Linked DNA regions of Homo sapiens: regions 1 and 3 are each linked to region 2. The links are chromatin contacts, found by Hi-C in ENCODE. All regions are on one chromosome and are shown on one strand. Each heading gives the region's core, a stretch centred on a gene start or an enhancer-like site at or near the end of the contact. The rest is flanking DNA. Distances are from core to core; before and after follow the strand shown.

Region 1 (4,399 bases), core at 997-3,496, 800 kb after region 2:
GTGACTCAAATACACTAAAGGCTGAGAAGTATTGGTCTAGAATCTATAGAAGTACAAGTCTGAGTCCTAGCTAATCTGTATGTAAGTAGACAACCACTGAAATTCTATTAAGGACAGCCCAGAGTCTGTAATTGTATAATAAAGAAGGCTGATTAACTCCTAAATCAGTAGTCCTCCAACTTTAGTTCAAATAATGTACTTCTGGGAGATCTTATTAAAAGAGAGATTTCAGGGCTCCAGCTCCTTAGACATGAGCTAGGTCCCCAAGTGATTCTAATATGTATGTTCCAAGAAATAAACTCTGAAAACATTGTCCTAAGAAGTACAACCTTTCGTTTTATAATGAGCTGGTTCTGTGGGAAGATGGACCAACTAGAATCAAACCAATTAAAACTGACAAGTTTCTTTCTGTACAGTTCCAAATACATCAATGACCTTTTTTTATCAAAGTAACTGATATCTTTTCTCCAAGAGAGCTTTGAACACCCATCAATTACTTCAATGAAAAATGATTGTCTACTATGTGTCTTACACCACTTATACCTCTTGATTTGTTATAGATCTTTGTTTTCTTGTTTCATTTAGATTTTCTAGAAGAAAAAAGAAAAGTGAAAATACCTTCTGAAGTTTCAAAAATTGGTCAGTTATCTGATAGGAATCATATTTGTATGTGAGGCAAGATAACTATTTGGTCAGCAGATGACAGTTGCTGTGGATGTCCCCTATGTGAAATGGAATTGCTAATGTTAAGATTGTGATTTTATTCATAACAATGAAAACAGCCTGCACCAAATAGTTCTTGCTAAAGCTACTTATTCTCATGGCATATATAGCTCATTTTCTAAGGTCATCTTTTTAAGACATTGCTTTTATGTCTTCTTTTTTAAGTATATAGTACTTCAAATGTAGTCTTCTCTTAGATACCATCATCACCGAAAATAGAGCTTGGGTACAAGTGCAGGCATAGGCTCTATTAAGGGCTCTTCCAAAAGGCTTTCCTTTGCCTATTTATTTCACTTTATAGAAAGGCAAATGGTCCAAATAAATATTAAGCTGAGAAAGGAGCAGAAGTTTTGGAAGAACACAAAGGAGTGTTTGCCTCCAACCATTTTTTTCTTGCTCTGTGATATGGACAAGTTATTTAAGACATCTGAGCCTCAATTCCTTCATCTAAAACTTGAAGAATAAAATATATCCAATTTTCAGAGTCTTCGTGAGAATTAATGAAGTAATTTTTGTGAAGGCACACTACCCGACGTACAATAAACGCTAAACAAATGTCAGTTTATCTTCCTGACCTTTCATCCCCTGGTTCCTTTCCTATTTCCCCCTCCTCCCCTCATCTCCTTCTTACCTCTCCTTCCTGATTTTTTCACCTTTCCTTGCCCCCCCTCTCCTCTTCCCCAACTTCTTCCTGGCTCTCCCTTTATCTCCAGCCTCCTCCCACTTACATCCTCTCCATTCTCTCTTTCCCGCTCCCTCCTCTCCCCTTGGCCCTTCCTCATGCTTCCTCCTTTTCCCTCTCACTCAGTGTTCCAGGCCACCTTCTGGAAAATGAGTCCTCTCTTTGACATTTTCTCTGCTTAGGTCACAAAGTAGCTTTCATAATATGTCCCCTACAGTCTATTCATCACAGTGTTAACAATCAAGTCAACATTTACCTTTTTAAAAAAAGTTGTTGAAGAGCCACCAGGGCAGAAAAACATGCTGTTTCTGCCCCCAGCCACCTTATCCCCAACCCGTGTGGCTTCTAATATGTCTATCTGAATTTCAGTGAAGTTTTATTTTGAACTCTTTAATTACAGAAAGATACAGGAAGTTTATTCACTAACACAAATATATTCTACAAACACATACCATTTTTCCCCATAAAGTTTTTCTATAGAGATTTGCTGTTGCTTTAGAAATCACACACATATATGTCACAACCACCATCCCTGGCCACAGAAGACCTGAGCACTATCAGCCAGAAGCCTCAGAGCTTTCTCTGTGGCAAATGTTGTTGCCCTCTTACCCACAGTTCCTCTGGCTAGAAGCAGAGCTTATGAAATGTCTGCCACTTCACACAGATGCCTTCAAAGCTTCCCTTAGTAGCCCACCGTGTGAGTAGGTCTCATCAGAGGGAATAAGCTAAATGTTACTCCCTGCAGCTTGTGTCCTGAAAGAACCTATTCCTTGAGTTGTGTCATTCACCAAGCCCTGAATAAACAGTATAAAAGACATGAGGACAGCACAGTGAGGCAGAGATAGACCAGCACTTACATACCTGTCATTGCAGGTAATTAAATAAGCTGTTCATTCCAGAAAAAAAACAGCTGGTGGGAAAATGTGTCCAAAGGGCAAAACTATGCCTTCTTAAGCTATTTCCTTTTAACTTGGGTTTTTCCTTTATGGAGATAAGAAGCTGGAAATGGGATGGAATTTGACGCTGAAGCTAAGCTTCTGGGTTTTTTTTCACAGTTGGCTTGATAAAAATAGAACATACATATGTGATATATTTGAGTACAACAAAGAATAAAATAAGAGGAAGTGAGACTTAAAAGTGTGTCTGTGCTTTTTATTTTTGTAAAGAACTAATATACTAAGTTGAAGGGACCACTTTCATTTAAGAATTTCCTCCAGGGTAAAGAGTACCCTTTTGCTTTGGCACTTTTACTTGCCATGGTAATTTTTTTTAACCAGTGCTGACTCTGAACTTTATGCTACTCCTGTAGCTTTATTCTTCACTATGGTTTATTTGTCCTGAGAGAGAATTATTTCTGAACTCTGCATGGGGGTCAGTATTAAATGCTAATAAGGAAGGGGCTCAAACTCAGCCACATCTTTTGGGGAACACAGAGCCCTCTGGGTAGCTGCAGCCACATGGCCAACACTCAGCATCTTTGGGGCCCCTTGCTATGATTGGCAGTGATGTCCAGAAGCCCTCAGATGGAAACACAGATTTCCGAAAGTTGCCATGATAACTTATTGACCAAAATGAGTCATAAGAGTTCCTCCTGCTATAATCAGACAACCTGTGGAACCAAATCTAATTGTCAACTCTGGCTTCCAGTACCCCAAAGGTATTTGAGCCCTGGGCCTAGATCACTTAGCATATCTCTTGTTAACTTACACAAAAACCACGTCTACAGAAAAGGGGTAAAGAAGACAACATTTCTCACACTTGGTTCGCAGGGTGTGGTTTGCGGGACAACAGCAGCAGCTTCATCTGGAAGCTTGTTAAAAATGCAAAATCCTGGACCCCCATCTCAGAGCAGTGAATCAGAATCTACATTTTGACAAGATTCTCAGGTAATTTGTGCACATGTTAAAGGCTTAGAAATACCTGAACAAGGCCGGGTGCGGTGGCTCACACCTGTAATCCCAGCACTTTGGGAGGCTGAGGTGGGTGTATCACGAGGTCAAGAGATGGAGACCATCCTGGCTAACATGCTGAAACCCCGTCTCTACTAAAAATACAAAAATTAACCACGCATGGTGGCGGGCGCCTGTAGTCCCAGCTACTTGGGAGGCTGAGTCAGGAGAATCGCTTAAACCCAGGAGGCAGAGATTGCAGTGAGCAGAGATCACGCCACTGCACTCCAGCCTGGAGACAGGGCAAGACTCTGTCTGAAAAAAAAAAGAAAGAAAGAAAGAAAAAAGAAAAGAAAAAGAAAAAAAGAAATACCCAAACACTGGTTCTTGACTCTGGCTACCCATTAGAATTACCTATGTTGCTTTTAAAAAACAGATTCCTGGCTCTAACCACAAAGAGTTTGATTTAGTTTGTGTGGGTAGCACACATACAGAATCAGAAACTCTGGGGGTAGGGCCCAGCAACCTGTGGTGCTTCTGATACCAGCTAAAGTTCGAGAACTACTGCTCTAGTCTAGTCGACAAAGGACCCAGCATTGGCTGAAGTAGGGTTTAAGCAAGAAGGAATGTGCATATAGTTATGTATAGGTGTATAACAAGATGTGTATCAATATCAACCTTCCTCCTGGAGACTCATCATCTTCTTTCCACTTCAAATACTCCTCTATGTTTTAAAACCATACTAGTTGATGGACATATCACTTTCTGATTAGAATAGGCTCCCCAAAATGCCGTCTATTCTATCATTTCTAGTTTAGCTTAGAGATATCATTGTGAAGGATTTTATTCCTCAGATATCATTGGCATATCTCAGTTTCATGAGTCTGAGCTTGGGAAAAGAATAATTGTTGGTTACAAGAGCAGATCACAATTGTAGGTCTTGTGAACCATGAGCTGAGACAGAAGTTCCTCCCTCAAGACTACAGACAATGTGTCCCATGGAAAAACTACCTAATGTTTTTCCTCATTTTGCTTAAACATGGTTGTTGTGTTCAGAAATCAGAGCTTTATACTGCAACACAAAACCAGCTCCATATATAAGCCA
Region 2 (3,952 bases), core at 771-3,270:
TGCATTGACTCAGAGGGTGCCAAGGACTGATACCGAAGATTTTTATGTTGAAAAGCAACAGAGAGTAGTGGCTGAGATCATGGATTGAGTTGAAATCTCAGTTTTGCCACCTACTAGTATGTGACCTAGGGGAAGTAGACTAATTTCTTTCTGTCCATAAGCCCTTTCTGCCCACATATTAAAAAACGAGGATTATAATTGTACTTACCTCATAGGCACCATGAGACAAGGAATAAATCTGTTGATATTAAAAGCTGAAAACAATATCTGGCACAACATCCTAAAAAGCAGTGTAAAGTACTTATCAAAACACTATTTTGTGGAAGATATATCTGACTCTGAGTTTTTATTTTTCCATTTACTAGCAGCGTAATCCTAAATTGTAAATGTCCATTGTCCTTAAACCTTAGTTTTCCTTCTCTGTAAGTTGAAGCTAATAATTATGCCACTTTTAACCTTCATCCATTAAGTGAGATACGTCACTCAAAGCATTTAGCATAGTAAGTGTTCAACAAATTCTACCTACTGCCATTATTTCACGAGATAGGCTGTCAACAAATATTTGGGGCTAAATCTTAATTGATGAAATCTCAATTTCATCATCCTAATGATGAAACTTCTTTTGCTGTTAACTTTTTAATAATGTTTTTAATAGCAAGTGAGAAAAATTTCACTTTCTATCTCCTTTTCCTTACTGGCATGAGTTAAGAGTTGAAAAAAAGAGGTCTCTTGTATCAACAAATTGCCTGTAAATCTAGTCACAGAATGTTATGTCTATGGAATTTTAGAACAGAAACTTTATCTGTCATAAATTCTATCACAAATTTTAACTGCTTAATTTTAAATCAGTGGTTCTCAGTTGAGGGTGACGGTGCCCTCAGCTTCTTCCTTACAGAACAATGGAAACTATCACAACCGGTGGTAGGTGCTACTGGCTTCTAGTGAGTAGAGGCCAAGGATGCTACTAAATATTCTACAGACCATAGGATAGTCCCCTACAGCAAGAAATAATCCATCCCAGAAAGCCAATAGTGATGAGGTTTAAAAAAAACTCTATTTTAGACTTAAGGAAACTGAAGCTTAGAGAGGCTTAAATGACTTGTCTATGGTTGTAGGATTTGATAACATTAATTTCTTGCTGCATTTGATCTATCATGACATCCTAAACAATCCCAGCAGAGAGAAGACAGCCTAGTATTCAGACTCCTTTCTCGGCATTCCAAATCCCTCTACTCTCAGTGTATAGAATCTCTATTTTCTCCACATATCAGCTTTCACCCCGTTGTCCCCAGCTCACCAAAACACACATATGTGCACACAATTCCATCATGGAAAAGTAATGCAGAGAGAGTTCACCAAAGAAGCAAAGGCAAATTATTTTTCCTGGGCATATCTGTTTCAAACCAACCAATTCTATTACACAGTTAGCCCAAACAGAAGCCTGGGTGAAAAGGCAGACCAATGTACAGGTCTTTGTTGCCGTAGGACTAGAACCGGGCCAAGGTTCCCATGGGTAATAATCATGGCTTTGTGCTCAGTGAAGTCCACAGGTAACTGCAGAAATACTGTGACTACAGAATAAAGAATAAGAATAGAAAAAGGGGCATGACTTGATGAGCAAACCACACAGATTCACAGGAAGTAGACTTCAGCAGTTCTAGTATCTGTGGTTTTCTTGAATTCTTTTCAGATCTTATTCTGGGAAAAGAAAGTTATCAGGTCAGTAGTGTTAATGTGCTTTGTTTTGTTTTGTTTTTGCTCTGTTCTACATGGGCAAAACACGAGGAGATAAACATTTTCATGGTAGACTGGGAATAAAGAAGAAAAAGTGATCCTGAGAAGAAACCCCTGATGCACTTCAGGGAGGGGAACAGATACACAATGAAGTGAAGAAGATGCATATAGTTTTTCAACACTAAGAAAATGACTGAAAATAGTTTGTTCTCTTCTAATATCATTAATGAAACCACATAGTGATGTCACTTCTGATCACGCTGAAATTTGAGTTGCTGATCTTGCGATAACAAGCTTCCTCTTTGCGCGTTCACAGCGTGTCTACAGTGGAAAAGACCTTCAGGTTAAACGTGAGTGGGTGGAACTTGTCAAGAAAAATAACTTCACCACCACAACAACAAATGACGGGAGAGACAGAAACTTCTCTGGGAGAGCAGAAGGAAAAAAGCGAAGTCTAAGTATTATTAAACATGTGAAAGAAGAGTCATTTAATAGGAAGTAACTCATTCACACAAATGTAACTTTGTGGTCCCTCAGAAGTACGTAAATACTACCAATCAGTCCACCACAGATTATCATCAAAATTTCTTGGGAAATGCCTCATTAAAGAGTCTTTATAGAATAATATGAGTGTGCATCAGTCAAATAATTTCAAGAAGACGTTAAACACTAGCTCTTAGAGATGTAAATTTCCTTTCCTTCCTTGGGTACTACATTTTGCCGTTGTGAGTTTTAAATTGAGGCTAAATGTGAACCCTTTGAACCATGCTTATCTTCATAGGAGAAAGCCGTTTCTTGTTTTTAAGAGGAAGGCCTTAAATGGACTGAAGAATAGTGGTTTTGGCATTAAATTGCTCTTCTCAGATGTATTTATTACATGATGAAATTACATGATTATTATTACTTGCTGAAATAATTCCATAGCATAGGACTTGATGAATAATTGGTGAAAAATCTTTTAGAATTTATAGTTCTCAGACTTTGAAAAATATTTTTAAAAAATTGATATCCCCAAGCCCACCCACCTCATTACATAATCATGTCTATCACTTTTTAACCCTGATGCTGTAAACCCTGTATCCCCTCCATTAACAGAGTGTTGGTGTGCTTTGTTTTGTTTTGTTTTGTTATGTAACAGTTTCAATGAAGCATTTAATCGGAAAGCATAATCAAAATATGTCGTATGTGACATATTTTGAGTTGCGAATTGGTTTATTCTCTACTCTTTACTGAAGTTTGTCTCTATTGACTGGTGGCCTGTTGAAGATCATAAATGTCTTTGTTTTGATTTTAGGGCACTGTGTTTCTTAAAGTTGGAGTTCCTGGACCACCTGCCTCATAGGTCTCCAGATGTGCTCATTAAGAAATGCATATTTCTGTGCCTAATCCCAAGCTTACTAAATCAGAAACTCTTGGCAAGGGGGAGACTGAAATCTACATTTTCGCCTGTTTCTTGACTGACTCTTGTCTGTGTGGGGGTGAATGTTAAAAATTTAAAGGAAAGAGAGACCTATATGCAACTTACAAATAGAGACGGAGAGAAATGACAGTAAGGTAGCATAAGGAGACACTTTGGAAAATAGATTTTTTGAGGAGGAAAAAAATTATATTGCAAAATTATTTTTAGGTACACAAGTTATTTCTATATTTTGTCCTTTATCCATGCTCTTTATTTAGCTAATGTATCCCTCTTTTCTCAGATTTTATTTTTTTCATTTAGTCTAACACCTCTGTTAAAAGAAAAGAAGGGAAACAAAGAGGGAAAATAGGTGAAACTAAGGAGTGTAATATGCTCTTAAAAGCAATTTAACATTGTTTAAATGTATCTATCTTGACCTTTTCAATGCCATCTGACATTGTTTAATTTGTTATTTGTATATTATCATATGTTGGGAAGTGAAAAATAACTGGAATTATTTTTCAGACCTCAATGTTATTTACTATATTAAATTTATTTGTTTATTTTAAAGAAGACCACATAAAAGTATAGAACACTTTTTAAATGTATGCAAAGAAACATCTATTGTTAAAGTGTACCTTATGCTTGACACTCTTCGATGATTTTAGTACACTTACTATTTTCCATGCCATAATAAGAAACTGTAGCACTTTTTGTAGCCTTTCAATGAATTGAATCCTCTGAAAATTGCTTCTAATAAAATAAAAAAAACCTTTCATATCACCAAATTCCAGTCACAATAGCAATCTTGAATCTGTT
Region 3 (4,042 bases), core at 676-3,175, 820 kb after region 2:
GTTGCTTGTTCACTCTGATGGTAGTTTCTTTTGCTGTGCAGAAGCTCTTTAGTTTAATTACATCCCATCTGTCAATTTTGGCTTTTGTTGCCATTGCTTTTGGTGTTTTAGACATGAAGTCCTTGCCCATGCCTATGTCCTGAATGGTATTGCCTAGGTTTTCTTCTAGGGTTTTTATGGTTTTAGGTCTAACATTTAAGTCTTTACTCCATCTTGAATTAATGTGTGTATAAGGTGTAAGGAAGGAATACAGTTTAAGCTTTCTCCATATTGGCTAGCCAGTTTTCCCAGCACCATTTGTTAAATAGGGAATCCTTTCCCCATTTCTTGTTTTTGTCAGGTTTGTCGAAGATCAGAGGGTTGTAGACATGTGGCATTATTTCTGAGGGCTCTGTTCTGTTCCATTGGTCTATATCTCTGTTTTGGTACCAGTACCATGCTGTTTTGATTACTGTAGCCTTGTAGTATAGTTTGAAGTCAGGTAGCATGATGCCTCCAGCTTTGTTCTTTTGGCTTAGGATTGACTTGGTGATGCGGGCTCTTTTTCAGTTCCATATGAACTTTAAAGTCGTTTTTTCCAATTCTGTGAAGAAAGTCATTGGTAGCTTGATGGGGATGGCATCGAATCTTAAAAGATGTAAGAACTGCTGGGATGCCCTCTTAAGTTTAGATATCAAAAGGCAGGTACTATAATCCTTCTTTATTCTCTTCTGCATAAAATTATTGTTTTTCACAACCTGGGTGCAGACTAGATTCTACTACAATTTCAATATGAAACTGGAAATTTTAATAAGATACATCTGGCAATTCAGCCTTCAGGTCCCAGGCCAAATGTCACCATTTAAGATTTATACTCTTATAACACCGTGAGCTTTTTTCAAAGGATTTAAATTAAAAATGTAACTACGTATTTTATCAATCAATGTTTCTTTTTTCATCACACTGTAAACTCTTTGAGAGCAGGCACTTTGTCTATTTTTCTCACTATTATATCCATAAAGAACACAGAAATTACTAAATATTTGTGTAGTTAAACAAGTGAATAAATGAGGGAATGAATGCATCAATGAATAAAAAGCTGGGATCAGATGTTTTGTATCATAGGAACCGTGTCAAGATTCAGAAATGTTGTTGACACCAAACCAATCTCTAAATTATGTTCTCTATATTTGCCATATTTACTACTTTGTAAGATAATATATCTTCCAGTAGAACTCAGGGTTAACTTTGTATTCTGCAAGGCCATCTGAAATCTGTATGGACCTGCCATTCTAGGTAAAGGAGATCTAATCTCTAGTTTCCTCTGACTCTCCAGGTTCTGACTCAGCAGAATGGACTAAAGGACCATTATCAATATCCAGAACTTCTAGGCTTCTTAAAGAGCTTGAAATGATGTACATAGAATCAAAGTTTCCCCAAAACCTGAAAGCAGTTTTGGACCCAGCGTTCAGCCATACTTGAATACAAAGGAAAAAAGTAAATGCAGAAAGTGGTGGGAAATGAAAGGAGAAAGGCAATAGAAGAAAGCACTAATTTTTTGACATAGCCACTTGAAAGAAGAAAAATAATTAGTTATATATTTACACAATTACCAAAGAATTATAGCCCGTTTCTCAAAGTCTGTGTTTTTAATAGTGATCTATTTAGACAGTTGTATTAACTCTCACAGTCCAATATGTTACTATTGGGAACATAGAAAGATACCTGTTGTTTATATTTAATATAAGTTTCTATCTTTTATCTGTCAGGGGAAATTGAATGAGAACACTGTTTTAGAATACCTCAAAATTTCTTAGCTGTAACTCAGTATGCAGATATAATTAATGGTGGAAATGAAAATTCCCCACACTGGGAATTCTGGCTTTATTGCTATTAAATCCTCTGCACAGAGGTTGAGCCAGAGGTCTTGGGACCACATATTTTACTTCCCTCCTTCTATCTTGTTCCCATTTCTGTGACCGAGTTTCATTTCTCAGTTTTAGTTCTGCTCAGTTTTCTTTTCTCTGAGAATAAAACTACCAGATGTAAATGGCACCTGTTGCCACAGCAGCTAAAATATTCAGTTCTACCTTTCTCTTCTCAAAGGAACCTTAATGTATTCAGTACCTTTCTCTGGGTTAGAACAAAAGTTAGGAGCTAGGTTAGAATTAACCTCAGATATTCTCACAACCACTGAGATACAGCGTATGTGTGAATTCATTGACTGTTGATATTCCAAATCATTGTAAAATCACCTGTGTCATGAGAAAAAGAAACAATCATATGATTGATCAATGGTTCCATATTAACACCATCTGTCTAGGGGCTCTTCTAAGAGTTCTATGGCAAGAGAGAACAAAGTACACTAATGGAGCGTGAACTTTCTGTGGCTTACAAAGTCGGTTACATTTCAAGTTAGATTCATGTTTGATTCCCTGCAGTTTAATTTAGCCAGCAATATCCCCATTAAGATTGGTTCTTCCTCTGATTGAATCAAATAATTACTTGCTTATACTTCCAAGCTCTCATATCCCTTCCAATTTCTTTTGTTTTCTCAATGGAATTACTGTCTGCTTGGTTAGTTGAAAGGATTAAATCCTAACTGAAAGAAAAGTAGGAGTCTTTGAAGTGGCTGCTCTGTCTCTATTATAGAAACAGGAAAGGCAGGAAGTCCTACAAAAACTGTCACCACATTTATTGCCAAGTTTGTTCATGTCTGTACATTTTAAGGGATGGCTCTCTAAAGTCATGGAAAATTAAATGGGGAGATGGATTCTAAAGAAGGAACATATGTCAAACAAAAAATATATCCACACATAAAAACTGTATACAAATGCTCATCATAGCTTTATTCATCACAGTCTCAAACTGGAAACATCCCACATGCCCATCAACAGAGGAATGGATGAACAAAATACTGTTCAGCAATAAAAGAAATAATCTATTAATATACGCAACAACATAGATGGATCTCAAAAGCATTATGCTGAGCGGAAGAAGCATACTATGTGATGACATGTATATAGAACTCTAGAAAAAAACAAATCTAATCTATAAAGACAAAAAGCAGATCAGTGATTGCCTGGAACCAAGGTAAAGAGAGGAGAGGACTGACTAGGGACAAACACAAGGGACTTTTGTGGCATGATAAAATGTTCTGTATATTAATCGCAATGGTGTTTATATGGGAATAAATTTACCAAAATTTATCAAAACACTTAAAAGGATTATACTTTATTGTATATAAATTATATCTCAATAAATATGATTTTTAAAATAATATATATTACTTTAAATATATACTATGTGTTTTATATATATATATATTCTTCATTTCTTACTACTGAATCCTGTCAACACAGAGACTATCTTTTACCCTGGACTTTTTCAAATAGGGAAACAGATTCAATGTTAAAAAAAAAATTGTGAAGTTCCCTAGTATATGGTTCCTCAGATAGACGCTAGTTACCTATAGTTGGTAGGATAATATCCTCAAACATACCACATCTAATCCCAGGAAGTTGCAAATGGAAAAAGGATATTTGCAGTTGTGATTAAGGGTCTTATCCTGGACTATTCAGGTGGGACCTAAAATGCAATAAGAGTCCTTATAAGAAAGAGGAAAAAGGAGATTACACACAGAAAATGCGAAGGCAGAGGCAGACAGAGATTGGAGTGATGAAGCCACATGCCAAGGAATGCTGGCAGCCACAGAAGCTGGAAGCAGTAAGAAAAGGATTCTCCCCTAGGACTTCCAGAAAGAGTGCAGCCCAGCTTGATTTGGGGCCACTGATACTGATTTTGGACTTTTGGCTTCCAGAACTGTGAAGGAATAAATTTCTCTTCCTTTAAGTCACCAAGTTTGTGGTAATTTATTATAGTAGTCACAGACACTAGTACGATAGTTTTAATTAAATCCCAAACATTTAAAATTTTATAAATTCCACTCAATCAAAGATTTTTTGAGTTAGTATTATGAACAAGACCATGGGGAAAACCTAGCTTAAGTCATTCATACTCAAAGGAAGGAAGCAGATGCTGGAACACAGGGCAGAAGAGATCG

What was found. A loop is a pair of places that touch in the nucleus more often than their neighbours do. Pooled maps may share reads with other maps.
Region 1: a loop to region 2 is called in a map with no recorded cell type, with 24 times the contacts of the local background. The contact joins two enhancer-like sites. A Hi-C loop is called at or near these places in 13 of 37 single-sample maps with no recorded cell type and 6 of 50 pooled maps.
Region 3: a pooled map shows a loop between it and region 2 (7-fold over the local background). The contact joins two enhancer-like sites. A Hi-C loop is called at or near these places in 2 of 37 single-sample maps with no recorded cell type and 3 of 50 pooled maps.

Annotation. Positions count from the first base shown.
Region 1 is chr3:19,537,690-19,542,088 of GRCh38, forward strand. No RefSeq gene overlaps it. Among named protein-coding and RNA genes, the nearest start is that of MIR4791, 220 kb to the left of the region's middle. RefSeq lists an enhancer at 3,015-3,124 and a silencer at 3,738-3,907. Within about 2 kb of position 2,247, at least 3 of the 41 ENCODE cell types and tissues checked have a DNase peak (open chromatin) inside an H3K27ac peak, as active enhancers do.
Region 2 is chr3:18,739,216-18,743,167 of GRCh38, forward strand. No RefSeq gene overlaps it. Among named protein-coding and RNA genes, the nearest start is that of SATB1-AS1, 300 kb to the left of the region's middle. Within about 2 kb of position 2,021, at least 7 of the 41 ENCODE cell types and tissues checked have a DNase peak (open chromatin) inside an H3K27ac peak, as active enhancers do.
Region 3 is chr3:19,557,951-19,561,992 of GRCh38, forward strand. No RefSeq gene overlaps it. Among named protein-coding and RNA genes, the nearest start is that of MIR4791, 250 kb to the left of the region's middle. Within about 2 kb of position 1,926, at least 3 of the 41 ENCODE cell types and tissues checked have a DNase peak (open chromatin) inside an H3K27ac peak, as active enhancers do.